Regions from separate parts of the Mus musculus genome. Here regions 1, 2 and 3 are each linked to region 4. Evidence: chromatin loops called from intact Hi-C (ENCODE). Cell type or tissue: left cerebral cortex. All regions are shown on one strand. Each heading gives the region's core, and the rest is flanking DNA. Links, peaks and the distances in the headings are about the cores only. Region 1 overlaps Myo10 (myosin X). Region 2 overlaps Retreg1 (reticulophagy regulator 1). Region 3 holds the start of Retreg1 (reticulophagy regulator 1). Region 4 overlaps Retreg1 (reticulophagy regulator 1).

Region 1 (7,385 bases), core at 1,058-6,057, 95 kb after region 4:
CCAGCTACAATCCGCAATGTTCTGAAGTCTGAAACGTTATAAGTGCTGACTTGAGGAAGAAAATATTTAGATGGAGACGCGGGGCGTAGCTCAGGGCTAAAGTTCTTGCCTCTTTGCACCAGAGCCTGGGTTGAATACCCAGAATGCACATCAGGAAAAGTCAATCCCTCTTTTGCAGAGTTGCACTGCACTGCCTGGCGGTGTTGGCACACACCTCTAATCCCAGCAGGGGCAGGTGACTCTGAGTTCCGGGACAGCATTTGGGAAGTGGACGAAAGGGGTTCAGACCACCTTCAAATACAGAGTAGGTCTGAAGCCAGCTGAACCCAATGTTAATCTAGATCAAGAGCAACAGAAATCAAGCCAACCAGCCAACCAGCCACACACATGGAGGTCATCCTACTGGCGACTCCATTATAGAAATATTTGCTACAAAGGAACAGAAAATAAACCTTTGAGGAGGGCCGCAATATGGTTCAGTGGGTTAAGGTGCTTGTCTCCAATCCTGACCACTTCAGTTCAGTGACCTTTGCCCTCTTCCAGATGTCACACACACACAGGTAAAAACAAAAACTACCGAAGAAAACACAACAAAAAAACAAAACAAAACCCGTGTGGGACACGAGGATGCTCGTGGTGAGACTCAGAAGGCACAGAGCCAAGTGGTCCCTCTGTCCCTTTGTGTGACCCCAGGGAGGTTCAGGTTCTGAGACAGTTTGGTCCGGACTGTACAGCACCTGCCTGTTCAACCGGTTCTCACCTCCACATCAAAGAGTGTTGATCCATAACCAGGCCACTCCTTGATCAGGGCCATATACTTGGCCATGGCTTGTTCCTGGTTCATCCCCTGCAGTTTCTTCCACTTGTCAATGATGCTGGTGCGAGCCGAGCAGACTTCCTCCTTGATCCACATGTCCAGCATCTGCTCCTCCTCCGCCTTCTGCCGAACCACCGACCCGGTCCGGAAGCTCCGCCGCAGCGTGCCCTCCAGGAAGCTGGTCCGTCTCTTCTCGAGGCGCTCGTACGGGGTGAAGGTTTTGGTCGACTGACTAATGCGAGCTCTGAGTCTCTGCACAGAGTAAACCTCCTCGAGGGGTGGGATGGAGGTGTGCGGGGTATAGTCGCCCTGCAGATACTGCAGTCTCAGGGCAGCCAGCACTTGGAGGCTTTCCTCAGGGGCTGGGTGGTGGCCATGGATGACGGCTTCGTGGGCCTAAAGGAGGTGACAGACAGCAAATATGTCAGGAAACCTCTACTCATGCCATGCAGACTGTATCCCAGCCTCCCTTTTAAGCTTAAATTCCTCCCCCGCAAAGCACCCACCTACCCCCACGTTTCCACTTGGATTTCTCCTAGCAAAGCACGGCCTGCCGCTTCCAAGCCAAATTCCTCCCCTTCATGGGTGTCATCCAACCCTGGAGTGGCTTTTACTCCTATGGTCTCTTGGCAGTGATACTTTTTTTAAATTCACTTTACATCCTGATTGCTGTCCCCCTCCCAGTCCCCCCTCTACTCCCCCTCCCCTTCTCCTCTGAGAGAGTGGAGGTGCCCTGCCTGAGTATCCCCTGACTCTGGCACATCAAGTGTCTTGGCAGTGGTGTTCAAACCGAGTGCTCATTCCACAGTGAGTGGTTAGCTTTTCCTTGCTGGTAAGTCTGCTACCGCACCTAATCCTACAGACTTTAGCAGTTTATTTATTTGCTGCAGTAATGGGCTTCTCTCTCTTGTCTCTGACAAAGGAAAAGAATCTGTCTCTTGGAGTTCCTTTTACCTGTTCAAACATAAACGCAAACTCCACGCTGTCTTTTGGCATGCTGTCGGTGTCCAGGAAGCAATAAAGTTTGAAGTAGAATTTCCATGGCGCGTCCCCGGCTTCTGACGTGGCAGCTAGCCTACAGGCAGAAGCCACAAAAGTCTCAGAGCAAAACCAGAAATGGGCCATGGTAACCCACAGAGGGCTGATTTCACACAGCGTACTCTGAAGATGAAGCTGTCCTACCATATGATGGGACAAAGAGGTGACACAAGGGGTCGTCACACAAACAAAATAGCAAGGCAGTCCTTGTCAGATCTCCTGGGTAGTTTAACCAGAGGGAAAGTGCATTGTTCCAGCCAGGTTCCACTTTAGGGTAGATAATAAAGAGAAAGCTTTCAAGCAAAGAGGGCCAACAGGTGGCAGAGAGGAAAAGGTAAATAGATTAACAAGGGTAAAATATAAACTAACGCAAACACACGTGTTCTCCAGGCGTTTTGAAGGGGAGGAACTTACTTTTCAAACTTTGCCAGGACGTCAGCTACGATGGTCCGGCTTTCGATGGCCTTGTCCACCTGTCCGTTGTACTCAAACAAGGCAAACATGTTCCTGCTGTCCTCCATGGCGAGCCCTCGGATCAGCTTCTCCACCACCTGGAAGACACATCAGGGGCTCTCAGCTCAGACGCTGCTGCCGCCATGCGCTTTACATGCATACGACGTCATCTGTCGGAGGGAGAGGCTGGTGTGGCAGGGTCCACACAGCCCTCTGAGACTGCTGCCCCGGAGCCTGAGCATGTACTGGCTTGCTCTTACTGTCTTGATAAATTCAGCTTTGACTTTCTTCTTCCCTCCCCTCCCCGGGGCGTGGGGGGAGGGGCAGGGGAGAGGAGGACCACTAACTTACGGTTTTCTTTTTTTGCAAAGCCTCAGTAGTTGGAAAAATAAATGAAACCCCTAAGTCCCATCTTTTATCCGATATATTGATAAGCCTTGAGAAACAGTGGCGATTTCTAATGATGAGTCACTTCAAAAGGCTCCTAAGGCTTAATTAGCAACGCCACCATCATTCCAAGCTTTTGTTGGGCTTGATTTAAGAGGTCAGGGGAAAATGTGCTCTTCTGATGTGGTATTCTCCACATTCTCATGGCAGGCACAGAGAGACACCTGGTGGCCGAAGAGACTCGACACACCCTTCTCACAGGGTTTCCCCATTGCAGATCTAGACACGTTCAAGATGGGGGAGATTACGTCTGAGGGACACTGGCTTAGGTGGAGCTTTGCATTTGCACGTAACTCAACTTTTACCTCTACTGTGTGTGTGTGTGTGTGTGTGTGTGCGTGCGCTTGGCTGCTGGCTGTACTGACTTCCTTGCTTGTTGAGCGGATACACTGAGCATAAACACACATTCAGGTACCACAGGCGTATGGGCCAGTGTGCAACAAGCACAAGGCGATTGACTGTCGGCATTCCCTACCTCCCCGGCTGTGGTGTGGGAGTTGATGGTGATCTTGCAGGAGCCTCCGCCATGGCAATACACTGTGGACGTCATTTCCTGCCGGTGGATCAGAGCTTCGATTTCATCTCGGGAAGGCACAAACTCTCTGCATTTGGTTTTCTTAAGGGATTCGTAGATAAAGAGGGCGTACTTCTCCATCTCGGTTCCTGGGAACTGTTCCCGTATCCTGGGAGACAAAGGTGACTGTGAACTGGAGATAGACACAGGCTGGCCAGAGGGAGCTGGGATGTGGGGAGGGTTCAGCAGCAGAGGCTGGGAGGCTGCCCCCTTGTGGTGACAGGAGTGAATGGCAGTGTCTTTCTGGTTAGGTCCAGCTTTAGTTCAGACATGGAAAAAGTAAAGAACCTACGTTGCGGGTAGTCCGCTGCCAGTTTTTTTTTTTTTTTATGTGGCACCGCTAATAACCAAAATTATAATGCCTTGGGCCATGGCCTTGAATTCAAAAAGATCTGCCTGCATCTGCCTCCTGCTGGGATTAAATGTGTGCACGCCATGCCTACACCTGGCCTTTCTTTGTTAATGTAGGGGTTCACGATGTACTCTATCTAGGCTGGCCTTGAACTCTCGTTCCTCCTGCCTCAGTGAGGAGATTACCAAAACAAGACACCGTGTCCAGCTTTAAATGTTGTTTGCCACAGTTGAGCAAAATGAGACTTGTTAGCTGCCTTTGCCACACACAGAACAATGAGATTAGACAGACTACTCAGAGATTCACCTACGTAGCCATTTTTTTACCTAAAAGTATTCCATAACCTCACGCTGTCAACCTCAGAATAAAATCTGATAAGAACTAAGTCAGTTCACACACACACACACACACACACACACACACACACAATCAAAGTTGGGGTTTTCTATAGAGAGAGTAATTAAATGTACCCAGCATGAATACATTAGTGGCTTGATTCTTCATTCGGCTTAAAGGGCAAGAGGACATCTAAGTCATACACACTTGCTTGAGGGGCCCTGTGGGTCGGGCTGGAGAGCCCTGTCGCAGCGTTTGATGTCGCAATGGTGGATTATACCTCTGTAAGCTCTGCCCAGCTTCTTTCAAAAGTGCCCCCTGGCCTAGTGCTCTACCTTTTCAGGTGGAACTTGAGGTATTTGAGGATCCCGCGGCTCGGCAGGAAGGTGCAGCTGAGGCAGGTCAGGATCTGCCAGCTGTAAAGGTTGCCCACGCTGCCGGGATGGGGCACCTTGTTGGTCTGTTTGATGAGCTGACAATACAGTTCATCCCGCAGAGGCCGCAGGTCGTGCCCGGTCTGCAGGATGCCCTGGATGATAGGGATGGGGTCGGACATGGACTCCAGTTGTTGGAGAGAATTGAATATCTTGATGGCTTCGTCCTGAAGGGTCGTGTAGCCTTTGTCTTTCAGCACTAGGGAAAGAAAGCCAACCGAAATCACTGGAGGGGCTGGAAGAAGTTATGACAGGCGCAGGAGACTAAAGGAAGGGATGGGGGTGGGGACAAGCAGCCACTTCTAAGGAATGTCCGCGCAGAGGCGAGCGAGCTGCACTGCTCTGTTAAGACAGCTGAGGTTTTAGTACAGAACCTGCTTGATTAAAACCTGAACTATAGTTGGACAGCTCTCTTGCTTAAGACGTGATACTGTCTAGGACCTATGTACCTTGACTAAAAATGACAGGTTACATCTCCTGTCAATCCATTAGAACTTGAGAATACTGTCAGGCAAAACTGCAATGAATCCTCTACAGACCGTAGCCTTGCCTCACGCGTCTCGGATGTGCTGCGTACCTCCCGCAAGCTGCCGCTGCTGACACCATGCTACGAAGCCACTTCATAATGAAGGAATGAACATATAGACAACTCACTGGATGGTGTATTGACAGTTAAAGACAGAAGGGCTGGATAGGCACACCTTCCTACCACAGTCCAACAGGCACTGTATACTCACTCTAAGGATTGCCCTGAATTCATGGAGAAGCACTCTCTAATGTCTCAACCTTCCTAGCCCTAATGCTGCTTCTTTAATACACTTCCTCCTGCTGTGCTGACCCCAACCACACAATTACTTCACGGCTACTTCCTAACTGTAACTTTGCTTCCGCTATGAATTGTTAAGTATCTGATACGCACGATACCCAATACGCGAACCCCCAGCAGGGTCGTGACTCAGGTTGATAAACCGCTGCCTTACATCTGTACTTGAGCATGTTTTACCGTCTCTTTCCTGTCTGGAATGACTTAGAGACTCTCTGAGGTAGCACTGCTTCCACGTTAGAACAAAGTTACGAGGCTCTGAGGATCCTGGGGGCTTTCTGAACTCACGGTTGAGATTTATGTCCCCATAGGGAAGAGGCAGGAGCGGGGAGTGCAGCGGGTGATGCGTGTAGCGAAGGATCGGGTTCCGCTTGTAAATCTGCTCCACCACGTCAGAGTTGAGGCAGTTCTCCTACAAAGCAAAGCAGCCATTGAAAGAAAGCAAGGAGGCGGACTGTGACGAGCACCTACTCTTAGAGAGCGAATCCCACCATGCCTCCACACACAGAACATCTTTCACAAAGTCCAGGAAATCCAGCGGTGACCATTTCCAGCCAAAGAGAATCAATCCAACCTGGATTTAAGCACGGACCCCAGAAGTATGTGACACAGTTCAGTGTCTGTCTCAAGTGTTCCAAGTCTCCTCACGTTATTAAAACCCCCCATCCCTGTAGCTACTCACACGTCTACTGAACAAATTAATCTTCATGATTTGCCATCAATCGTGGGATCTCCAAGTATAGTTCACTTTAAAATACATTTTGATAGACTTTATATTTTGAGTCTTAGGCAGATCTAGGGTAGCCTTAGAACTCATGACAGTCCTGCTCAGTCGGCCAACTGTTGGGATTATAGACATGCAGCGCCATAGACTGGCTTTAATTATTAATTTTTTTGACACTTCTTTTAAAGACTTCCTTTTTAGTTCTGTGTATATGTGTGGTGTCTGTGGAGGCCAGAAGAGAGAGCAGCATAGTATTCTTTGGAACCAGAGCTAGAAGTGGCTAGGAACTCCCTGACATGGGTCTGGGGACTGAACACTGGCTCTCTACAACGGGCGCGAGCACTGTTCTTCAATGCTCGGCCTCATGGCTCTTCTGAACTTGGAAATGACACACCTCACACCCACAGGGACACGTCCCCCTTAGGCCCCTCTGCCGAGAATTTAAGATCTTTGGACAGAATCCTATCCTGTGTTGACGCTCGTCACATGCTACTGGGATGCCACGGAGGCAGCCACATCACTAAACAAACAGCAGGGTTGGGCACAGGCACTGATTCATTCTTCCAGGGAAATGTCATTTCCAGTAGGAAATCTTTCCAACAACACTCGCTGGAGGCTGGCAGAAAAGCGATGGTTTAAATCTTCTAGTTAATTGGGGTAACTTGTCTCATTTCTGAAGACACAGTCTTTTATATTTGGAAAAACTATTTATTCTCTGAATGTCTGAATTTGCAATTAGAGAATAAAAATAGATGGCACAGCTTTGATAAAAATGTGTGGCTTGACATGGAAAAAAAAACCTGCCTCCTCTCTCAAAAGGAAGCTTAGAAAAATATCTTTATTGCTAAAAATGAGATTATTTGTATCTAGGGCCCTGGGTTCCACAGGAAGCTTGGTTGTGTACTGGGGATTAAGAATTTGCTGTAGCTTGGTCTCAAATTTCTAGAAAACATACCACATTGGAAACCCCTGGGTTTGGGTAGGAAATTCCAACCTTGGCTCTATCAGACCACCAGGGGTCTCCAGCTTCACCGGGGTCCACAGCACCATGAGGGAGGTTTGTGGCAGCTGGCGGCTAATCATCGGTGCTTTCAACCAACAAACATTGACTGAACAATTAAACTTACAAGCAGGGAACTGAAATTTTACGAAATCAATGAGATTTGTTGTTTCTGGCGATCTGGAGGTAGCTGTCAGGGATCCCAAGTGTTCTAGCACAATCTGGGCTCTCTGTTTCCTTTCAGGTGGTGGAGACTGAACCATACCCAGGGCCTTGCCCATAACAGCAAGCACTCTACCACTGAGCTATATCCCCAGCGCCCAATCTGGGCTCTTTGTAAATCTACTTCTGGGACCTAAGAACAGAATATTGAGAAGGGAATCACCA
Region 2 (7,385 bases), core at 1,286-6,285, 58 kb before region 4:
GTGTCTAAACAAATGATTTTGGAAAATGTAATGAATGTTGAAGACAAGAACAAATGTTTTCCGATTGTGCCAAATAGAGATAGGACTTGAATATAAAATATGAATTTGGAGATTAAGAAAGGGTATCCCTTCACATTTATGGACCATGGACTCAAAAGAATTGATCACTGCAATATAATTGTTGAAAATGCTATAGTGAGGAGCTGGAGAGATGGCTTAGCAGTGAGAAGCACGTGTCCCTCTTTCAGAGGACTCAGGTTTGGTTCCCAGCACAGCAGCTCATAACTATCTTTAGTTCCAGTTCCAGGGACCAACGACTTCTTTTAACCTCCACATGTATGCATGTGTGCAGTCCACAGATATACATACAGGCAAAACACCCATACACATAAAGATAAAATTTTTAGAAACAAATGAAACAGTGATTGTTATAGGAATATGCATCTCTATAGTCTTCAAGTGAGTCAACCATTAATTTATGTCACCATATTTTTATGGGTAACAGAATTCTACAATTTGGAGTGAGGTCAGACCTAATGTCAGTTTTTCCCATTCCTTCATGTTGTAGATGGAGAACATTTAAACACACCCAAGTTGTCTCACCTACTTAGGGACAGAGTCAAGACCTAAGAACAAGATTCATGCCTTCCAATTCCATTGAACTTAAACAATGTAACCTTCAAACAACAAATAAATTCACTGCTACCCTTTAAAAAGAAAACACGTTATTATTGAGAATAGGGAACATTCCTTGTTTCTCTTCTTCCTAGAATGAAGAAAAAAAGAACTGCGATTGACCAACACCAGTGTGGGTTCATTCAAGCCCAAGCCTTTCCAGGAAAGCAGAGCATGTCATGTGCAGAATCCAAATACTCAGCGGAAACTAAGACCCATGCGTAGTTCTGGGGGTTAGGACAAGTGACGTCTGCACGCCACTTGTTGCTCCATCACAAAACTCTAGGTTTCCCTAGAAAGCCTGGGAAACATAATAGCAGAGTAGTAATCTCTGTGAATCCTGGACAAAGTCTGGGAGATGTCTTTTCCCTCTGGCTGTCTTATCATCCTTGCAGTAGCTGATACGCACAGCAAGGCCCCACCATCATACAGGGAAGTGAAATACACTTTAGCCTTCAAAACAGTTCTAGATTTTACCAAGTTCTTAACCAAACACCACACACCATCTATGATGAAAGTTCCTCTAAGGGAGAAAATTTAGTTACCACCAGTGTAATTGTTAATATTTCTTCCTTGCTTTCAGACAGGACATGCAAACTCCAGGTTCAAAACAAAGTAGTGTCATGACTCCCTCCCAACTTGGTGTTTCTTAACAGTGAGCCAGTGGTACACTGTGGCCACTAGAGAAGGTCCACCGAAGCATCACCATTGGATCCTACCAGCTTCAGTTTCTTGGGGCCCTCATGCCTTTAGTCCTAGGAGTTTATGTCACTGCACAGGTCCCAGTCCCCTTGTAGCCAGTCTAGCTTTCAGAGAGGCTTGGCTCCAGAATCTGCAAATCTTCCTCTCTCTCAGGATAGATAGATAGATAGATAGATAGATAGATAGATAGACAGACAGACAGCTAGATCAATCTCAATGCCATTTACTTAAGTTTTCTTTAGTCTTTTTAGCAAGGTATTGATCAACCTTTAGCCCCAAACTCCTTTGTCAACAGCTGAAGAATTTATGGACTGTAAACATAATATGATGGCTCCTGGGACAAGCAGCCCCTTTATCAACAGGAAGGAGCTTTGAATTGAATTTTAGGCCAATATCCTTGCTTTTCTGTCTCCCTGTCCTGGTAAACTGTAACTAGTCATGTGCATGCTGTACGGAAGTCCACCCTTTGGAGTTTTTCATTGGTGGTGTCTGGCTCCCAGGCTACTGAAATGGGCCTGGACCTCACTTGAGAAGATCCTGGTGGAACAGTTTAGGGGAAGCTCAGAAACTTGCAAGAATAAGTGATCCAGGCACTCTGCACCATGTGTTTCTTACCCTAAGAGTCACTGTAAGCAAAATATGTGGAAGTACTATTTTAAAAAATAGACAGAGATATTTGCCAGGGCAAGATGGTATGTCAGGGGCTAGATTTACTCATTAGGCAAGAGAGAGAGAGACAGAGAGAGAGAGAGAGAGAACGCACCAAGACTCTTACAATTGCCTAGCTCACTGCCTTTACAATTTCCAGAAGCCAGAGCAGAGAGGAGCCACCCAGGTGGGATCTGTCATCTCCCTGAGCTGACCCAAGAGTGAGGAGTCCCAGGCCCGAGAGTAGATGAATAGAGAGAGTGCACTTAGTAGGTCCGCAGGGGAATCCCCTGACATTTTCAGCAGAGGATTGATAGGTGTGCCTGCATGAGAAACTCAGACAGCAGGAAAGGGCTGTAATGAACGCATAGAAAGAGCAGTGTCTGTGCGAAGAAGCCTCCATGTCCTCAACTCAACTAGAAAAACCTCAATATCCACAGTCATTGATAGAGCACCCAGTGGGGTCTTGGCTCAACAGCCAAGAAAATGAATCATCTCTGAACTAAGCTCTGCCCTGGTCCTGAGGGCAACTTTTACAACCAGGCTCCCAAAGGGCCTCCCAGATTCAGTTGTTCAGTAGATTTCAAAAAGTCAAATAGGTCTGAATCGAATTTTTTAAAAAACGAAAACTTTTGTGCGTGTCTTTGCGTTATTTTGTACTTCTTTTCCTTTAAGATGATAGTTATCAGGGCTGGAGAGATAGCTCGCCAGTTAAAAGCATGCACTGCGCTTCCCTAGACCAAAGCTTAGCTTCAAGAATGGCCCCCTCATGCAGCTCACACAGGCCTGAAATTCCAGAGCCAGAGGGGATCCAACACCTCTAGCCTCTTTGGATAACTACAGTCATGTACACAGACTCACACAAAACATATAATCTTTAAAAATATAAAGTTATCCAAAGCAAGGTTTGAGGGGGTGTGTTTGTTTGTTGCTGGTTTGTTTGTTTGTTTGTTTGTTTGGTTTCTGAATCAAGATGCCATGTAGTCCAAGATGGCCTTGAACTTGCTATGTAGCTAAGGCTAGCCTACTACTCTTGATTCTCAGACTTCTACTTGCAGAGTGCTGGAATTATAGCATGTGCTATCATGCCCAGTAAAAAGTGCTGGCTGCAGTCTAACATTTAACCTGATGGAATTCTCGTGCGCTGTCTGTGGCTTCACAGTGTAGGACACAGTATTCTCCATTAGGGGGTTCTCTAAGATCAGGAAACATGAGAGTCAACGCTCTTTAAAAATAAACTGTCGGAGCTAGAGAAAGTAGCCAAGGAGCTAAAGGGATCTGCAACCCTATAGGTGGAACAACATTATGAACTAACCAGTACCCCGGAGCTCTTGACTCTAGCTGCATATATATCAAAAGATGGCCTAGTCGGCCATCTCTGGAAAGAGAGACCCATTGGACAGGCAAACTTTATATGCCCCAGTACAGGGGAACGCCAGGGCCAAAAAGGGGGAGTGGGTGGGCAGGGGAGTGGGGGTGGGTGGATATGGGGGACTTTTGGTATAGCATTGGAAATGTAAATGAGCTAAATACCTAATAAAAATGGAAAAAAAAAATAAACTGTCTATCTGAAAGCGGGGAGATGTGCTAGCTAGGGTTTGACCAACAACACGAATACCGAAACAAGTGAGTCTTAGTGTCATTTTCAAAAAGTAAGATCTCTTGTGGGCACTTCGCTTCTCATAGTCCACTGAGTCTACAGCAAGTGTGCTTACTGTTACTGTTCCTAACTCCAGAGACTTCAAGTGAGGAGGCATAGCCCTCAACCAGCGAGATGACACATGACCACGTAGTGCCTGAGAACACACCCATGCCCACATGGCACATGTATACACACACACACACACACAGAGAGACAGAGAGACAGAGAGAGAGAGGGAGAGAGACTTCACACATGAAAGTGACATGTTAGAAATAGCTTTTAATCTCAAGCTACTAGAGAAAAATTAATTTGTAAACTAAGGGGGTTGGATAAGAGAGACAAACTTGTTAAATACAAAATGTTTTCATTGCTGTGGACAGGGTAGGATAAACTTGTTGCTGTGTGGCTATAGACTGTCCCAAAGTGCAAAGTCTATTTAAAAGTGAAGACTATTTTTCAAAACAAAACATTTTTAATATTTTCACATATTTTTAACTTGTTAAAGGAGATAATTACCAAAGAGATGGGAAAGAGAGGGACAGGAAAAACCAAGTGTGTGTGTGTGTGTGTGTGTGTGTGTGTGTGTGTGTGCTGTATGTTATGTGTGTTGGGGGAGGGACTAGAATATAAATGAATCTTGAAGGTCCAGTTTGAATTCTTAGTACTGCTAAAACCAAGAAGCAATGTACACAGCAAGGCCATCTACAGACTAAGGCCAATTTCCTTTTCATAAAGCTGTTTTTCAGTTTTATTTCTGCCATTTGTAACAAAATAAAGAACTAACACATTTTAAGCTAAAATAACTGAAAACTATACATTTTAAATTATGAGGCAGACAATTATTAAAAATAATTGTAGAATAAGATTACACAGATTAGCAAGACTTTTTATTTAGGTAACTTTTTTTTTAAGTTGAAAAGAGCCAGGGAGATTGAATAATGATTCAGATAAACAGAGAAACCCATTTCAAGTCCAGAGTGTCATGAGCAGACAACACCTTCCAGGGGACAGGGACTCTTCCGACACTTAGAAACTCAATAACCTCATTTTAGTGATCATGTCTGATTTATTATATTCCAGGTTACTGCCGAGGAAGTTGAAGTCTAGATTCTTTATCTGTGTGGCTCAAGGTCACATGGAACAGGAGTGACCGGCACAGGAAGTACACGGTCCACACTGGAACATACAGATCACTTCAGAGACGAATGGCAGAGGGCATCCATCCCTAACTACGACGAAATGAGTCAAAATAGAGACAGGTAAAGAGCAGCCCTGGTTCTAGGCCAAACTTGGGCCTCTTCTCTCTTTCAAGCACAGTAGCAGTTTCTATGCAGTTCCCAGTAGCCATCCTACAGTCTGGGGCCAGCTGCTCAGACTAAATTATATCCTTCTGTATAATGACGGACGGCCCTGACTGCGGTCTGCTAAGGGCTTCATCGGCAAGCACTGTCTCAGATCATCACTACGTGATCCTTGTTCTCTCAACAAGTCACCACAGCACCCTGCGAGTCAGGACTGGTGTGCCAGTCTCCATTTTACCCCCAGAGAAAATGGGGCTCAGGAGATCTGTTACTGGAAGCCATGCTTTTTCTATTGTCTTCATGCAGAAATTCCACTGTGATGGTTTATGATCCTTGTAATGCTCACTCCCCATTGGATTTTAAATCACATTAAAAATGTTGTGGACTCTCTTCTGAGCTCTCTGAGACAAGCAGAAAGGCCTGGGGACAGAGCTCGCTTGTTCCAGTGCTTGCCTCACACACACTTCTCTGGTAACTTTGTAGATTTTCCATAGTCATGTGTGAATTCGTGATCCAATAATCACATTCAAACATACTTAGAAGATTCCTGGCAGAGCACTATGGGAGACTGTTTCACAGTGTGATTTTATTAGAGATAGGAAGTATACATAAATCGAAGCTAAACAGTATTTTTCAGAAAGTTAGCCATGTCATCGTCCAATGTAACAAGCTTTTAAAAAAAGATTTGTAATAACTTGTCACCTAGCAACTGTGACAAACAGCTGGTGCAGCCCTCACACCTATAAATACGTTTTGGCCTAGAGACCTTTCATTCTCAGCGAGTGACTCAGGGTCTCATGCTCACTGCTGGTGACCATCTGTTGATGCTAATTCCTGTTGAATTTTTCTTAGAAAGGTCAGTCAATATCTGGTTACACACTTTACCATTTCTTAGTGTAACGTGTCGGAATTTTTTCTTAATCCCCTGGAGACTTGCTATGCCCTCTATGAGTGAATATGTGTAGGGAGAGGAACAAAATAAGGACAGGGAAATGTCTCTCTCCACACACAGAATTAGAGCCATGACGAAGCAAATGGGATGTGTCAACTGGAGGATTAAACAAGCAAGCAAGAGATTAAACAATTACAGAGTGCTCAGAGCGGTCTCTCACTTTCTCAGACCAATTAGGCAAGGAGCACCTTCTCCCAGGGACAGGGACAAAGAGGCGCCAGCTCCGTGCCTGTTTTTCTTACCCACAGAAGCTGAGCCCCACCTTCTTTGGGCAACTTAGTGTTCTGTTTAGACCCCTCATACACGAACACGCACACAAACATGTACACTTACACACAATCATGCATGCATGCACACACACCCCTCCCTCCCTCCCTCCCTCCCTCCCTCCCTCCCTCCCTCCCTCCCTCCCTCCCTAGTTTGAAAAGGAACAGGAATTGGCCAGTCCTTGAGACTGTCCTTCCCCCATGTATCTCAAACTAAGCAGTGCCACTTTGGGACAGGGAGACACGATTATCTAATCCACCATCTAGAAGGATGCTTTCTTCTGCTAGCTGGGAGATTCTTTTGACGTGCCTGAGGATAAGACACCAGCCATTTTCAACTTTTCTGCCTTTGTTAGTGTCTAATAACTAGGCTCTATAAGACAAGGTCCCAAGCAAGGAAATGACCTTCCCAAGTATAAGGCAAGCAAGCACTCAATGGAGACATGTGGAAGACTAAGAGGCCCGTCCTTCTTGAATACCAACGCCAAGATTTGATTCAATCACTTCCCTGTCTGTCCCGAAGCAGGAAAAGACTTCCACTCTATCCTCAAAGGGCAGATAAAAATCAGAGTCAAGAACCAGGCTTCACGGAAAGCAACCTGTTATTGTGGAGGGAGTATGCCAACTTCGAATTCTATTTGATCTGTAGTTTCCAGCAAATTACAGTCCAGGATTTATTGCACTTGGGCTCAGAAGTAAATGTCCATTCCCTGGTTTTTGGATCTTAGGTTTAGAGGTATGAAACTGGTGACAATTTTTTTTTAAAAGAATATGTTTCTTAGAATTGAAAAACGATCAATGGACAACATAATTCCTGATTTTGCTCTTTAGAGATTAGACTAATGACACTGGGTCTGAGCCCAAACTGACAGAATTGCCGAGTCATTCCAACTTGTGTCTAATACAAAGGCCAATTAATTAATTAATCATTAATTAATACAAAAGAAAATTAATTGTGATGTATATGATAAAGAAGGATAACATGGGTTCTGGAAAAAAAACTTGATGACTCTCCTGCATTGCACAGGTATCAGCTACTAACCAACACGGTGGACCGTTTGACTGTAGGTCACATTCATGCCTTGAGCCTTTCTTTAAAGAGTGTACTTATTTGTTTCTTTCTGTAGGTAAGCCATCAGTTGAATGAAATAATTAGCAGCTATGAAAAGAATATATCCATGCCAAATGACCACACCCTA
Region 3 (7,385 bases), core at 1,127-6,126, 58 kb after region 4:
TTCATAGAAAACAAAAGCATTAGCATTCCCAGGACCCAGAAAATTAAAGGACCAACTGAGGCCATCTCTAACCAGGAATGATGGCTCACACCTGGGCTCAGCGCTTAGGCAGCTGAGGCTGGAGGATGATCTTGACTTTGAGACCAGTTGGGTAACAGAGTAATAACCTGTTTTTATGGTGGCTCATGTCTTTAATCCCAGCACTCAGGAGACAAAGGCAGGTGGATCTCTAGGAGTTGGAGGCCAGCCTGTTCTACAAAGCAAATTCCTGGACAGACAGGGCTACACAGTAAAATACTGTTGGGGGGCTGGGGGCTGGGGAGAAAGAAGGAATGAAAACAAAGATAGGCTCATTTGAGAAGATATAAACTAGCTTTTTTTTTTAAGTTTTAGGCTTTAAGCAGCATATTTTAAGTTCAGAGAAACAAATAAGGAAGATCTCAAAACCAGTCATTCATCAATTAAAAAAAGTCCTAAAGTCCAGTGGATTATAGCACAAAAGCAGCAATTGCTTCAGGATTCTGAGAGCAGGATGGTTCTCTGTCAGAGCAAATGCATGCGTGGAATTCAGCTACTGCAAACAGGAAAAAGAAAACAAGTAAGATCCTAACCAGGTTCAATCTGTGGCCACTGTTTTGTCTTCCCATCAGAGTGATAACTAAGACGGGCAGGAGAGAATATTAAATATACTTTTTAATTATTTATACAAAAAATGGTTCCAACAATGGTTCTGAAAGAATACGTCATAAGGAGGCTAGAGAGGTGGCTCAGTCAGGAATGTGCCTGTCACGTCAGCAATCAGATCTCTAGCACCACATACAAGCCAGGCATGGCAGTGTGTGTCTATAACTCCAACATGAAGGGCTAGAGACAGGCAGATCCCCGAGGCTCAGTGACCAATCAACCCAGCCACGTATATGAGCTCCAGGGTTAGTGAGAAAGCTTGTTGGAAAAAAACTAACGAGAGCAATTAAAGAGGCCCTCTGACCTCTACTATATGCACACACACAGATGTAGAACAGAACATAATCTCTCTCTCTATCTCTCTCTCTCTCTCTCTCTCTCTCACACACACACATATCACAAGAAAAATGTTTGCAACTCTTTACATTAATTATGCAAAATCCATCATATACAAAGAGCTCCAGTAAATCAATAAGAAGATCCACGTCTAAAGGGAAGAAACAACCAGAGTTGTTGTAACAGATACATAGGCACTGCAGAGAAAAGATAATCACAGTGTCCTGGAACACAAGAAAAGCATTCAGTCTTAGACAAATGCAAATTTAAAACCATCCCGGAGTACCCTTTCCCCTTACTAGATTTACAAGAGAAAAACGATTTTCAGAAGCTTCTTGGCAAAAGCATAGAGGAGCAAGCTGTCACACCCACTGCCGGGGAGCAAAGAATCTGGTAGAATCCCAACAACAGTATGGCGGCCATACCCACAATACAGTGACAGCCATGAAAATGCAAGGGCACATGCCCTCTGACCCAACTGTTTTTCTTGTGGGACTCACCCTTTAAACGGTTCCATAATATGTACAAAATGATACACACTACAAGACTCAGCTATCGCACTCAAAATGTGCATGCTCTGAACTACAGCTGAGCCTCCTTGGGGAGGTTCAACACTCTTGGAAAGGAATTCTATGCGTTGAAAACAACAAGGAGTACTCAGCAAGGCGTCCACCCATCCTTAGTGTGCCAGCTCACAGTCTGCACAACACACAGAACTTCTGCTGAAACAGGCACCATCCAAAAAAAAAAAAAAAAAGAAAACAACAACAACTCAGAGAGCTAGCTGCCCCTGTGGCCTCTGGGAGGAAGCTGAGAAGCCGAGATGGGCGTGGGAAAGAGATTTTCAAAGGGAGAAGATTTTCAAAGTGTTTACATTTTTGTACCTTCAAGCTTCAGAACTGTGGTGTTTTTAAGTAAATAAAACTTTAAAACCTAAAACAGGCTGCTTATTAGTAAATCATTGAGACCCAGCCCTAAGACTTGGTGTCCTGCCCAGCCTAGCTCACTATGATATAACCTCTTCATTTAATGGCTACGGTAACTTTACAACAGGATAGAGACCTGGGTTAAACTCCAGAAACAGCAAGACTGAGAGACCCAAAGCTAATTAACATCCACAGACAGCAACAAGACACAGCTCGTTTTCAGAGTAAACCAAGACCAGCGGGGAGCTGAAGAAAATCCTTCACGTTGCTCAAGTTATTAATCTTGAAGAAAAAAATAACAGGCTACGTCTCTTTTTATGCATTTATTTATTTCCCAACTTTGGGGTTAAGAAACCTACGTCCTGTAAATAGGTACTTGTTAGGGAAACTGCTTATTCGGAACTTCGAGGGCCCTGTTTGTTATGAAGGCACTTAGCAAACAAAGGTTTTTTTTCCCCCTTGATGAACTAGTACCAGACGATACGGCTCATGGTTCCGTGATGGAGCCAGACGCTGCCTGATGCTTACCTAGGCAGAACACTTTCTGGTGAGGCAAACCTGTTGATTGGGGGCTACTCAAAGAAAATCCCTCCCCTATTCCCTCTGGAGTTTCTCTGAAATTACTACCCACCCACCCCCCACCTCCACCTCCACCCCACCCCCACAGCTGTGCAGTCTTGGGGCGGGGCGCTGTACCTAATCCACCTGTTTGTTTACCTCCTGCTTTCTCATCTGGGATCTAAGACAGTAAACCCTACCCTCCAGGGGAAAGAAAAACAAATCATTCACTGCCCATCTCTGGTGGCCCACGAAGGCAGCAGCATATAGAATGTACCTAAGGTGGCCCAGATATGCCTCCGCGGGTGCAAAAAATTAATTCAAGCCCTCGGGCCTCTGAACCCCCCATACTTGAAAGTACAGGTCAAGACCTGAGAGTTAACAATACCAGGGCCGAAGTTTTCAAGAGCTCTGGACCATCCCTAGATACAGGAGCTCACGTGGGTCAGCTGACCATCATCACCTCCCCTTGGAGACTGGACACCCGCAGCAAGGGTGACAGCCACTCACAGGGAAGTGCGTCTAGAGGAAAGTTGAAATGGGTGACTACCTGTTTCAGACAGGTGACCAAGCAAGTGGGACCAGGCTTCACTTCCACCGCAGAGGCCCCCGCAACCCCCCCAGCCAGGCCACATCCGGCCATGGGCGCCCCAAGGTGACCTGCCCTCTGGGGCGCCCCCACCCAGCCCGAGCGCTCACCAGAACAGCAGGTTGGCACCCAGGAAGGTGAGCAGGCTGCGCAGCGGCCTCTTCCAGCTCAGGAGCTCGTCTGCGCGCCAGCCCAGCCACAGCACGGGTTCCCCGAGCAGCCAGGTCAGGGCGGCGGCCACCCTCCCGGCGGCCTCCTCCACCTGCGGCCCCGCGCCCTCTGGCCCTGCTTCCTCTCCGGGAACTCCAGGCCGCGGCGGCTGCTCCTCGGTAGCCGGGCATCCTTGTGTGGCGTGCTCCTCGGGCGCCGGGCTCGCCATCTTCAGCGGTGTTTTGCTGGCGGGGACGGGGATGGGGACGGGGACAGGGAGGGAGGCGGGCGGGCGGGTGGGCGGGCACGCGCGCGCGCGCGCCTGGCGGTGAGCGTCGGGAGAGCAGCGGAGACAACGGGGGACCGGTCGGGGCGCAGGGTGCGCACCGCGGGGTGCTGGCGGCTGGGTGCCTTGTGACGTCAGGCCTGGCCGCGCCGGGAAAGAGGGTGCGGTCAAGTTCGTGTAGGGGCGGGGCCGCCCTGGGTCTGGCTGCACATCCTGGGCTCGGATCCGTGGGTGCTAGCTGGGCGGCGTCCCTGGAGAGCCTGGGACCAACGAAAATACTTCCTCTTTCCTTCCAGTTGAGGGGGCCAGGTAGAGGACTCGCCCCCAAGGGAAGTCTGGGCTTTGGATTTTAAAAGGGGGAAGGTGGTGCATTCTCACTTTCTCCAGCCAGAGCAGACAAGTCGTCCATCCTTTAGTATTGAAGAAAATAGCTGGGTGCCCCTGGCCATGTATTTTAGCACTTAGGACTCAGCCCTTGTCCAGGTCCCTTGCAGGAACACCCTGCCTAACTGTGTCAGATAGAAACGCTGACTTGGGAAAGGAAGAAAAGCACACTTGGAGTCAAGGAAGAACCGGTTTGGCCCTCTGATTTCAAGAGTGAGGACCCGCCAGACCACAGGGCACACGCTGGTGAAAGTCGCTTCCAGTTAAGTGAGTTGTTCTTTGCAGAATGTCATTGAGCTGATCAGGAAGCAGAGAAGGCAGAGGGTGGCCTGTGGCCTGCCTCTGCTAGTGTGCCAAGTTTTAGAGGTGTTTCAGTAGATCCGATGTGCCTGTCACAGGGCGGCCTCAGAGGTCGAAGAATACCGGAGCTCCCCATGTGGTTCTCCTGGTTGTGGGAAAAACTAAAGGACTGCTGTGCATGTCCAGTCTCTGTTCGTTTCTCTAGAATGAAATCCCCTCCTGCAATCATGAGAGTCGATGCATCAGGGGTACCTGGTATCCTCTGGGCATACTCTGTATCCAGCCTGCATTCACGGGATGAATTTGGTGCGTTCTCAAAGCAAAGAGAGACCACCGCCCCTGGGTTAAAGTTTGTAATGCTAATCTAGAGGGCCTCTGTGTCTATGAATGTAAACATTTATTTACACATTACAGGCTAGACGTGGACAGTTATCTAAATGAATGTTGTATTTGAAGGAATCACAAGTCTAGGGTTCACACAAAAGTTGGTTGACCACCCACTGTGTGCCTGGTACACTGCTGGGTCCTGTGGATGTGACTTCTACCTGCAAGAGACTCACAGTCCAAAAGGTATCACTTACAATTGATAAACGCTGTGATGGAAATCCTCAGTGCCAAGAGATTTCTCCTTTAAACTGCATCCAAAAATCAGGTTTCAGAAGGGTTTGGGATGTAGCTCTTGACTTGTTAAAGCTCAGAGACTCACGGTGGGCGTGGCCAGAGGGAGCAGGGCTCTCTGTTGGGAGTTCTGCTTGGGAAAAGGTCACATGAGTTGCAGGTATAGATCAGTCATTGTTTTCTTCAAGGACATTGTTACTCTGCAATGACAACTTGCCATCCGGGTGACAGCTCCATGCAGAGAGGTTCTGGAAGCAAGGAAAAGGCAGTATGGGAACAATTCAGTCATCCTTCCCACCCAAAGAACTTTGTCCAATGTGGGACCTTCTTGGCCTTGGTGGAGGAGCTTGGGGTGGATAAAGATGCTTTTTGATGTGATTTGGGCTTTGTTTAGTACTTGACAGGGACATGAGCTGAGGACGCAGGGCGGTGGGATTGTAGAACTGGTGTCCCTGTGGTCCAAACCCAGGACTGATAAACTTTCAGGAACAAGTTTACAAGATTCTTCGAGTTCCTCCTCCCCCTGAATTCTAATTATCTGTTGTCTGGATCTGTGGATGCAGTAAAAGCTGCTGGCAAGGGAGTCACCAAAAAGCTACCCTCTGGCTGCTATGGGTGATTTCCATCTTCATTGTCTCCCTTTAATGATGAATCTTTCCAGAATAGCTCTGATTTCTGAAGGGTTTTCTTCTCCGTCCCCCGCCCCCCACCAAAATACTATAGAGAAAAGGCTGCTCAGACAAAGGCTGGATTAATCCCTCTATCCCTATGTCCTCCTTTACTTCTGACCTCTAATAATTACTGAAAACTTGTGGAATGCAAGGAGACACTGGTGGAGACACATAAATTGGTATTACTGAGTAGTTACTTTGTGATGCCCACGTAATTTATTCAGCCCTGAGCACAGAAAACTAATGTTGGATGGAAGCTGTAAAGTAATTCTTGTTCCCTGCTTGCAGCAACTTGGATGTGGCGCATGGCTTTAATCTCAGCACTTGGGAGGCAGAAGCAGAAACTGAAGCAGGCAGATTTCCATGAGTTCAAGCCCAACCTGGTCTACATAGCAAGCTCTAATCTAGCCAAAGCTATACAGTGAGACCCTGACTCAAATAATTAAAAACAAGTCTTGTGGGTTTTTTTTTTTAAATTTAAGACTCTTGTTTGATTTTGACAATTTTGGGGGGGAATAGAGTCATGAATACTAATGAGCTACATAATTAGACAATATATATCAGAAAAGGACAAAGAAGCCAGAAAGCTGCCCCCTCCCAAATATGAAAGAGAGGGAAACAATTGTAGCTACTGGATGGGTAAAAAAAAAAGAACAATTCAGGCTTTGCAGACGCCACTGTCGCTTTTCGCCGCTTGCTGCAGCCATGGTCAACCCCACTGTGTTCTTCGACATCATAGCCGATGACAAACCCTTGGACCGCGTCTCCTTCAAGCTGTTTTGCAGACAAAGTTCCAAAGACAGCAGAAAACTTTCGAGCTCTGAGCACTGGAGAGAAAGGATTTGGCTATAAGGGTTCCTCCTTTCACAGAATTATTCCAGGATTCATGTGCCAGGGTGGTGACTTTACATGTCATAATGGCACTGGCGGCAGGTCCATCTACGGAGAGAAATTTGAGGATGAGAACTTCATCCTGAAGCATACAGGTCCTGGCATCTTGTCCATGGCAAATGCTGGACCAACACAAACGGTTCCCAGTTTTTTATCTGCACTGCCAAGACTGAATGGCTGGATGGCAAGCATGTGGTCTTTGGGAAGGTGAAAGAAGGCATCAACATTGTGGAAGCCATGGAGCGTTTTGGGTCCAGGAATGGCAAGACCAGCAAGAAGATCACCATTTCCGACTGTGGACAACTCTAATTTCTTTTGACTTGCGGGCGTTTTACCCATCAAACCGTTCCTTCTGTAGCTCAGGAGAGCGTCCCTACCCCATCTGCTCGCAATGTCCTGTAATCTCTGCTCTCACTGAAGTTCTTTGGGTTCCATATTTTCCTCATTCCCCTTCAAGTCTAGCTGGATTGCAAAATTAAGTTTATGATTATGAATAAAAACTAAATAAGAAAAAAAAAAGAACAATTCAGAAACCAACAGGTCTTGAAAAGGCTAGCATTAAGCACATAGGGACTCATGTTTTTCTCTTTTAAAAGTAGGTAGAAATTTTGTTACAGAAGACAAAGGGAATAAGTAACTTCCCATGTAGAGAGAGAGTCTCATTAGGCAGAATCAAGTTGAGTCACAGGAGAGCCAGAAACACACCAGCAAGACCTTGCACACATGCTCGAGTGTGTGTGTGTGTGTGTGTTTCCACTTTCCCTTTTGGATTCTTGCAGTGATTCCACAGTTCTCAAGAAAAGGAGTCGTTGAACGTGTTGTATGGATCATCGTTGCTGTAGATAGACCTTTTGTAGATTAACATTTTCCAATCATTTCTATCCTTAGCTTACCCAGCTTTCTACTCCTTATTCCTAACTCTCTGGACATTTTTAGTCACTGACCTAATAGCTGACTCTAAGCACGGATCAATAAGAACATCATGTAGCAGT
Region 4 (7,385 bases), core at 1,331-6,330:
TCGAAATCTAAAGCCGTGGTCCAAAGGGACAGGAAAGCACAGCTCAGGTTCTGCCTGGGCTTCACGTGACACGAGATGGCTCTGAGTGTCTTGGTTTAAAAATACTCTCCAAGAGCCCAGGCCAAATGGCTGCAGGGTTACAAGTTCTCTCCCGGCTGTCCAGGTACTAAAAGCAGGCACAAGTAAGAATAACCTAACTTCAAAAATAACTAATGAGCAGCACGTGAGGTATGATGATGCCACACTCCCCAGTCAGGGGACCCCCACGGCTACTCATCCTTTAGTCAGACCTTGAGCAACCCCAACCCTACTAACGATACCCCTACTCCCCTTTGCGAGGCTCAATTTTCCACAAAAGAGCTGTAAACTGCGAACTAAGTCAATGAGAAAGCCATCCCTCACAGCCACAAACACTCTGTCCCCGGTGGCAGGGTTGAGGCCCTCAGTGAGTCCTACATAGTCAATATAACACACTATATACACACACATTAGATAGATAGATAGATAGATAGATAGATAGATAGATAGATAGATAGATAGATAGATAGATAGAGATATACACAATATACATAACACTATATATACACACTAAATATATGTATATATATACAACATATTACACCCATTCACCTGTCCTTTATTCACATCACCATAGCTGTTTTGAGGTCAAAATCAAACTAGTGAAAATCAAACTGCTCCCTGGCCAAAGAAAATGGACATAACCGGAAGACCATCAGATTAATGATGGCAGAAAATATGGTCTATTCAGGCAGCGGACTGCTACTCTTCTGTGAAGAGGAGTCGAGTGTGGTAACGGTTATATTATAGGTGAATCTTGAACTGATTACGCTAAGCAAAAGAAGCCTGATGCAGTCCATGAAGGACACATGGCTGTTTATACGAATAACCACAGGCAAATGCATAAAGAACAAGGAGACTGTGGTTGTCTAGAGCTAGAGGAGCCGGGGGCAGGGAGGGGGGTGAACAATGACCTGAGGGTCCCTCTGAAGGTAATGAGAACATTCTGGAACCAGACAGCAACCCTGGGTTTTCTCCAGGTCACCGGTTAGTCTCTGCCCATTTACTCCTCAGGTCACTGGTGAGTCTCTGCCCATTCACTCCCAAGGTCACTGTCGAGTCTCTGCCCATTCACTCCCAAGGTCACTGGTTAGTCTCTGTCCATTCACTCTACAGGTCACTGGTGAGTCTCCGCCCATTCACTCCCAAGGTCACTGGCGAGTCTCCGCCCATTCACTCCCAAGGTCACTGGTGTGTCTCCGCCCATTCACTCTCCAGGTCACTGGTGAGTCTCCGCCCATTCACTCCCAAGGTCACTGGTAAATCTCTGCCCATTCACTCCTCAGGTCACTGGTTAGTCTCCACCCATTCACTCGCTATCATCCTTTCCCAGGATGCAGCTCATACCACCTGACCTGTTTCCTCAGCCTTCCTCTCATCTTTAAGCCCCTCGATTTGTTTTCAGTCCTAACAGCCTCCTCCCCAACCTGACACATAAAGGAAACCCACAGAGACCTCATCACGCACGCAAGTCTCTGAAGGCTTTCCACACCTTAGTGCTTCCCTCCTGTCTCTCAGGACACAGATGCTGCTGCCTCCAAGCCTTGCCCCATGCCGGCTTCCGGTATAGCATCGTCATTTGACTCGGGACCCTCCTCACCACACCGGTTCCTCTTTTGATCTTCCTTTTACCTTTGTCCCAGGGGCAACATTTTCCTAGACACATTGGCTGTCCTTCTGTCTTTCTGTCCCACCAACCCTGACACCCCTGCTTCAGGATACTGCTCTTGGACAAATTGAATCAAACTATGTCAGGACTCAACTACGTCACCAACCAGGTAAAACCTATTGCTTTCGTAGATAGACCTGACCAATTTGCCCTTGACAATTTCCAGTAAAGACTGGTTCTTTCACATCATAACGAATATGTACTGGCTGGTTTTGTGTGTCAACTTGACACAAGCTGGAGTTATCACAGAAAGGAACCTCCCTAGAGGAAATGCCTCCATGAGATCCAGGTGTAAGGCATTTTCTCAATTAGTGATCCAGGGTGGGAGGGCCCAAGGTGGTGCCATCTCTGGGCTGGTAGTCTTGGGTTCTATAAGAGAGCAGGCTGAGCAAGCCAGGGGAAGCAAGCCAGTAATGAACATCCCTCCATGGCCTCTGCATCAGCTCCTGCTTCCTGACCTGCTTGAGTTCCAGTCCTGACTTCCTTTGGTGATGAACAGCAATGTGGAAGTGTAAGCTGAATAAACCCTTTCCTCCCCAACTGCTTCTTGGTCATGATGATTGTGCAGGAATAGAACCCCTGACTAAGACAGAATTTTCCACTATTTTCCTATGGTTGCTGCAACAAACTGCCACAGGCTTGTGGCTTGAAGCCCCTCCCAAACATAGTCTTGGAGTTGTGGCCTGTCTATTAGCCGTCTCCCTTCCAGAGGCGGTGACCCAAACCATCAGCTCCTTGGACCAGCTCTCCTGGACCCTCCTGGACGCCTGCTCTTCCTCCACCTCCTGTCCAACCCAATCTTGTCTTGCTCTGGAAAGAGCCCTGTGGTGACCCCGGGTCCATGTGCACAATCCAGAAAATATCTACACCCTACATCTGCAAAGTGCCTATTGGCATTTAAGGTGACAGGCACAGGAGGGATTGGAATGTGGACATGGTGGGGCAGTAGGCTTGCCAAGCCCGCACTAAGTACATCACGGTTCTGGAAGCTCCCCATAGCACTCGCATATTTTCCTAACAAACAGGGATCTTTGCCTGGAACTTGAAATGGTTATTTTATACCCCGAATCAAAGAATCACCAACGTATCCTCCTTCCACACGACTGCCTAGAAATGAAGCTACTTTCTGGGGGTTGTGATTTGACTTTATATAGGGTTCTGGAACAGGAAGGATAAGAAAATATCTGTTAGCATTCTGTCTAAACTCCACCCCATAGTTACCTGGCAACAGCCATGTAGGTCTGACCCATTATAAAAGGGGCTGCTTGTCCCCTCTCCTCCCTCTCTTGTTCTCTTGTTTCTATCCTTCCCCATTCCCTTCCCTTCCCCCTCTCTCGAAATGCTCATGGCCATGGCTGGCCTCTACTTCACTTCTCTTCTCTTCTCTTCTCTTCTCTTCTCTTCTCTTCTTCTTCTCTTCTTCTTCTCTTCTTCTTCTTCTTCTTCTTCTTCTTCTTCTTCTTCTTCTTCTTCCTCTCTCTCTCTCTCTCTCTCTCTCTCTCTCTCTCTTTCTCTCTCTCTCTCTCTGCCTCTACTACCCTCTTAACTCCCCTCCCCATGCCCTGAATAAACTCCATTCTATAGTATACCATCGTGTAGCTGGTCCCTCAGGGAGAAGGGATGCCTTGGCATGAGCCCGCCAAGGCACCCCTTCTCCCCCATAGCTCACCACACCCCCATAGAACATACCACCTTTCTCTTTATCATTTTATAAACACATCAATGTCTGTGTGTTTTGATTCAGAAGCAAGTTGTAGGGAGGGGGAAAACTGTCTACAGCAACAACAGACTGTGAGAAGAAACTGTAGCAAAAAGGCCCAGAACATCAAGTGCCTCTGCTTCTTCCGCCCTCCAAGACCCTTAGCCATTTATCCCTAGTCCCTGGCGTTCATTTCTGGGTGTCCTCTTTGCCCACTCTGCCTTACTCTCCACAGGCATGTGTCTCTTCACACTTTTCTATTGTTTCTCTTGATCTATGTTATTTAATTTTTACTCTTCTCTACATTGCATACACATGCAAATATGCATCCTAAGTATAGACAGATGTAGATTTTAACTGGATCTTCTTCTTGTAGCTGGGGAAGCACAGATGTGTTTGTCTTGCCCAAAGGTTGAAGTTGTTAACCCGGCTTTGGAGTGGATGGCTTCATCTCCCTAGCAGTGGGTTCTTTCTCAGCGTCCCAGAAAGGTCCCGCCTCCTACACGCCCCCTAGTGGCCACTAGCGGAGAAGCACCATTGAGCAGACGTCTTACTAAGCCCTAAGGAAAACTTTCCAGAAGGCTTGCAATGGTGCTAAATGATCAGTCTAGGCCCAGAAACCAGTGCCCATTTAACACACCCTTCCTTCCATAGATGCTGTTAGCATTTCTCCTAGGCTCCGCCCCACAGTTACCTAGCAACAGCCAGGTATGCCTGATTCACTATAAAAGGGGCTGCTTACCCCCTCCTCACTCTCTTGCTCTCTTATCCCTCTGTCTTTTCTTCTCTCCCCATTCCCCTCCCTCTCTCTCCATGTGCTCATGGCCAGCCTCTTCTCCTCATCCTCCTCCTCCTCCTCCTCCTCCTCCTCCTCCTCCTCCTTCTTCTCTCTCTCTCTCTCTCTCTCTCTCTCTCTCTCTCTCTCTCTCTCTCTCCCCCCCCCTTTCTCTGTCTCTAATACACGCTCAACTTTCCTCCCCATGCCCTAAATAAACTCTATTCTATATATTCTACATTATACTCCTTGTGTGGCTGGTACCTCAAGAGGAAGGGATGCCTCAGCATGGGCCCCTCAGAGCCCACCCCAACCCCAGCCGCGGCACCACACCTCACTCTACCAAACATATCCCTGGCTCCTTTTTCTTTCTTATAAAACACACCAGATGCAGCTTCCTGACTTCAGCAGATGCTCACATGTGCACCAGGAGTTTCTCTTTGCCTTTCAAGCTTTTGCACTGCAAAAAGACTCAGGGAACCTACGAGCAGTGCAAATAGATGAAATCTAAAGGTTGTGCTATGTGCACGAGATAGAACTTTACACAGCATAAAAACGTTCAGTGACCCACAGCTTGATCCAGAAGCACAGCTATGGTTATTTTATTCAGAGAGTATTCTTATGTCCCAGGCTAGCCTCCAACCTGCTGTGTAGCCCAGGATAACCTTGAACTCTTGATTCAAATGCTTTTGCCGCCCTAGGTCTGGGGTTACAGGCATGTGCCACCACACTGGTTTTATGAGGTGTTAGGGGCTGAACCCAGGGATTCAGGCATGCTAGACAGACACCAACTGAGCTACATCCTCAGCCTTCATTTTATTTTTAAAGCCATGAGTTTTATCTTTAATACTTTTTGAAAAACATATTCATTGCCATTACACAAACATTCATCCATCTCCAGGGAGTTTGACTCCAGTCTGGGCTAGTACTTCCTTCAGTGTCACAGGCTCCACCACAAAGAAGAATATGGGTCTTACACATCTACACATTTATGGGACACATTAAAAGGCCCATAAATAATTTTTAAGTAAGTATACGACCCGTGGCGAGAGATAATAAGCCTGTTTATCCACGTCATTTCCTCCAGAACGACTTCACAACTAAGCTCCATTTTGTAGTTGGCTTTGATGGGTCTCAACAGCCAAGTACAACTTGAACAACATAGCAGCGTTGGCTGGAATCTTGGGAAGTCCTGTGCATGGCCTGGAGGCCCAGCCCAGCAACCCTTGTGAGGATTTGTTCTGTCTATGAATAGGCCTCTTCTTTTGTCAGGAGAGGAAGAAAGGGGCTTTGAGTCCCATTGGACAATAGATAACTACTGAATTGTGCTCAACTGTTATTTTTTTTTTAAAGGCATGAAAGCCCCATTGGAGTTCTCCTTTTGGCACAGGACAGGCTTGCGAGTCTGTGAAGCTCTGCTTCCATGCTTGCCCGGTTATCATTAGACAAAATAGGCTTACGCAGCCATCCAGCAGGCTTTGAGCTCAGTGACTTTATTCTCTGAAAAAGAAAACCATTCTTCACTTAACTCAACCAAATGTACCTTTTGCCAGAAGATACTCCTTCAAACTCATGTACACCCTCAAAGAACGTGTCGTTGCTGGGGCTGTCGCTCAGTAGTATAACACCTGCTTAGCATGCAAAAAGCCACAAGTACAATTCCTTGCAACACACACACACCAAACAAACCAAAAAAACATTTTTTAAACTGTGTGCCATTTGTCAGACGAGACAACAACGTAGAGACACTAGGTGAATTTTTGGGTTTTTTTTTTTAAAGAGGAATAATATCCTCAGAATTTAATGTCCATTTTGTGGGAACTATCTGGAAGCCCATGGAACAAAAGAACATTGAATGCCAGTGCCAAATGTTAGTGCCCACGCTCCTGCTTGCCTCCGCTGGCCAGGATGACCTGTGCTCTGCCCCAAGGTGAGTCAGGTTGGTGCACCGCCCACCCAGCACCCAGCGGCAGTTCCTTGCTATAAGCTTCTGGATGTCCCAGAAGATGTCAGAAGTCCCCCAGTGCTTTCTCACTCTCGATTTCTACAACTTCAATGCCAGTGAAATAAACCTTAAATAAATCGATATGGAACAATAAAGGAACTTCTGATGCAGAAAACCTAGCCCCTTAATTGGGTTATAATGAACAAACTACTATCTATCTATCTATCTATCTATCTATCTATCTATATGTGTGTGTATGTGTATATAGATATAGATATATGTAAATATATATATTTGAAGGGCAAAGATTTAACCAGAGCGGGGCAGGTGAGTGGGATATAAAGTGAATAAGTAAAAAAATAATTTTTTTTTAAAAAGTTATTAATTCAGTCCAGTTGATGGCAACCTCTGTATAAATCCTGCATACAGTTTGCAGAGCTCCTGCTGTCAGACAAACAGGTGAAAAAACGAGCTGTCCTCAGAGCATGCATTTGCATAAATGACTGTTCTGCAGACCTATACCGACATGATGCAGCCTCTGAGTTAAAAAGTTCCCAGTCACTATCGATGCCGTTGAAAATCAGAGCCCGGTTTTGGCATTGGGAACTGCTGCAATGCAAACCCTTGCAGAGTCTGCAAACAGTCCTTAAACGTCTGCAGTATTCCTGTACACGTGCCGTGCGTATGTGCGCCACCACCTCCACGAGAGTCGTCCGATGCTTTCCCCTAACTGAAGAAAGGCTCACAGACAGGAAGCCAGGCTCATACTGAGACCAAGCCCAAACTGAAAACAGACACTGGAAAAGGGAAGACTAACCCTTGCTGAGTAACCTGAGCATATCAGCTGTCACACCAAAGGACAGTGGGGGACAATGTCCAGCCACTGCCGAGGAGGAGGGTTAGCATTAGAATCCATGAACTTGGAATAAAGAAGACCCTACTAGTACATGGCTCCCATGAGCACAGAGCGCCCACACTAGCCCCCCCCCCCAGTGATCTGCCTGGCATTGTGTATTTAACCTATAAGTTGTTGTCTTTCTTAATTTTTTTCACTGTTAAAGCATTACCCAAGGCCAGACAGATACTAAGACCATGGAACATGCATGCCAAGTTACCACCTAGGAAACTCGGACAGAAATATTAGAAATTCCCATCGCTGGAAACTCCAGTGAACAAACACAGGCGTCCCATATGTGATGCAGGCCTTCTTGCTGGGACG

Evidence for each region. A loop is a pair of places that touch in the nucleus more often than their neighbours do. Peaks named below come from ENCODE experiments on the same cell type or tissue, not always from the same donor. Only the 100,000 strongest peaks of a DNase experiment are listed, where the experiment ranks them.
Region 1: a loop joins it to region 4, with 2.3 times the contacts of the local background. A loop is called at or near these places in 14 of 42 quality-filtered maps.
Region 2: a loop joins it to region 4, with 5 times the contacts of the local background. A loop is called at or near these places in 13 of 42 quality-filtered maps.
Region 3: a loop joins it to region 4, with 1.9 times the contacts of the local background. A loop is called at or near these places in 5 of 42 quality-filtered maps.

What each region holds. Positions count from the first base shown.
Region 1 is chr15:25,801,564-25,808,948 of GRCm38, reverse strand. Myo10 (myosin X) reads right to left here. Exons shown (of 41, transcript NM_019472.2): 34 at 5,563-5,686; 35 at 4,353-4,650; 36 at 3,231-3,438; 37 at 2,270-2,406; 38 at 1,772-1,892; 39 at 761-1,213. Among named protein-coding and RNA genes, the nearest start is that of Retreg1, 38 kb to the left of the region's middle. In left cerebral cortex, for the core only: CTCF peaks have their summits at 2,925 (motif pointing left) and 3,545 (motif pointing left); DNase peaks (open chromatin) are centred at 1,219, 2,942 and 3,519.
Region 2 is chr15:25,955,353-25,962,737 of GRCm38, reverse strand. The region is part of intron 3 of Retreg1 (reticulophagy regulator 1); the gene reads right to left. Among named protein-coding and RNA genes, the nearest start is that of Mir7212, 11 kb to the right of the region's middle. In left cerebral cortex, for the core only: a CTCF peak has its summit at 3,181; a DNase peak (open chromatin) is centred at 3,200.
Region 3 is chr15:25,839,431-25,846,815 of GRCm38, reverse strand. It overlaps Retreg1 (reticulophagy regulator 1), which reads right to left and starts at 3,518. Exons shown (of 9, transcript NM_001034851.2): 1 at 3,204-3,518. The coding sequence starts at 3,472. It also overlaps the pseudogene Gm4824. In left cerebral cortex, for the core only: a CTCF peak has its summit at 3,606; DNase peaks (open chromatin) are centred at 3,332, 3,681 and 5,790; H3K4me3 peaks cover 2,308 bases; H3K27ac peaks cover 1,742 bases.
Region 4 is chr15:25,897,335-25,904,719 of GRCm38, reverse strand. The region is part of intron 3 of Retreg1 (reticulophagy regulator 1); the gene reads right to left. Among named protein-coding and RNA genes, the nearest start is that of Mir7212, 47 kb to the left of the region's middle. In left cerebral cortex, for the core only: a CTCF peak has its summit at 3,961 (motif pointing left); DNase peaks (open chromatin) are centred at 3,955 and 5,498; H3K27ac peaks cover 524 bases.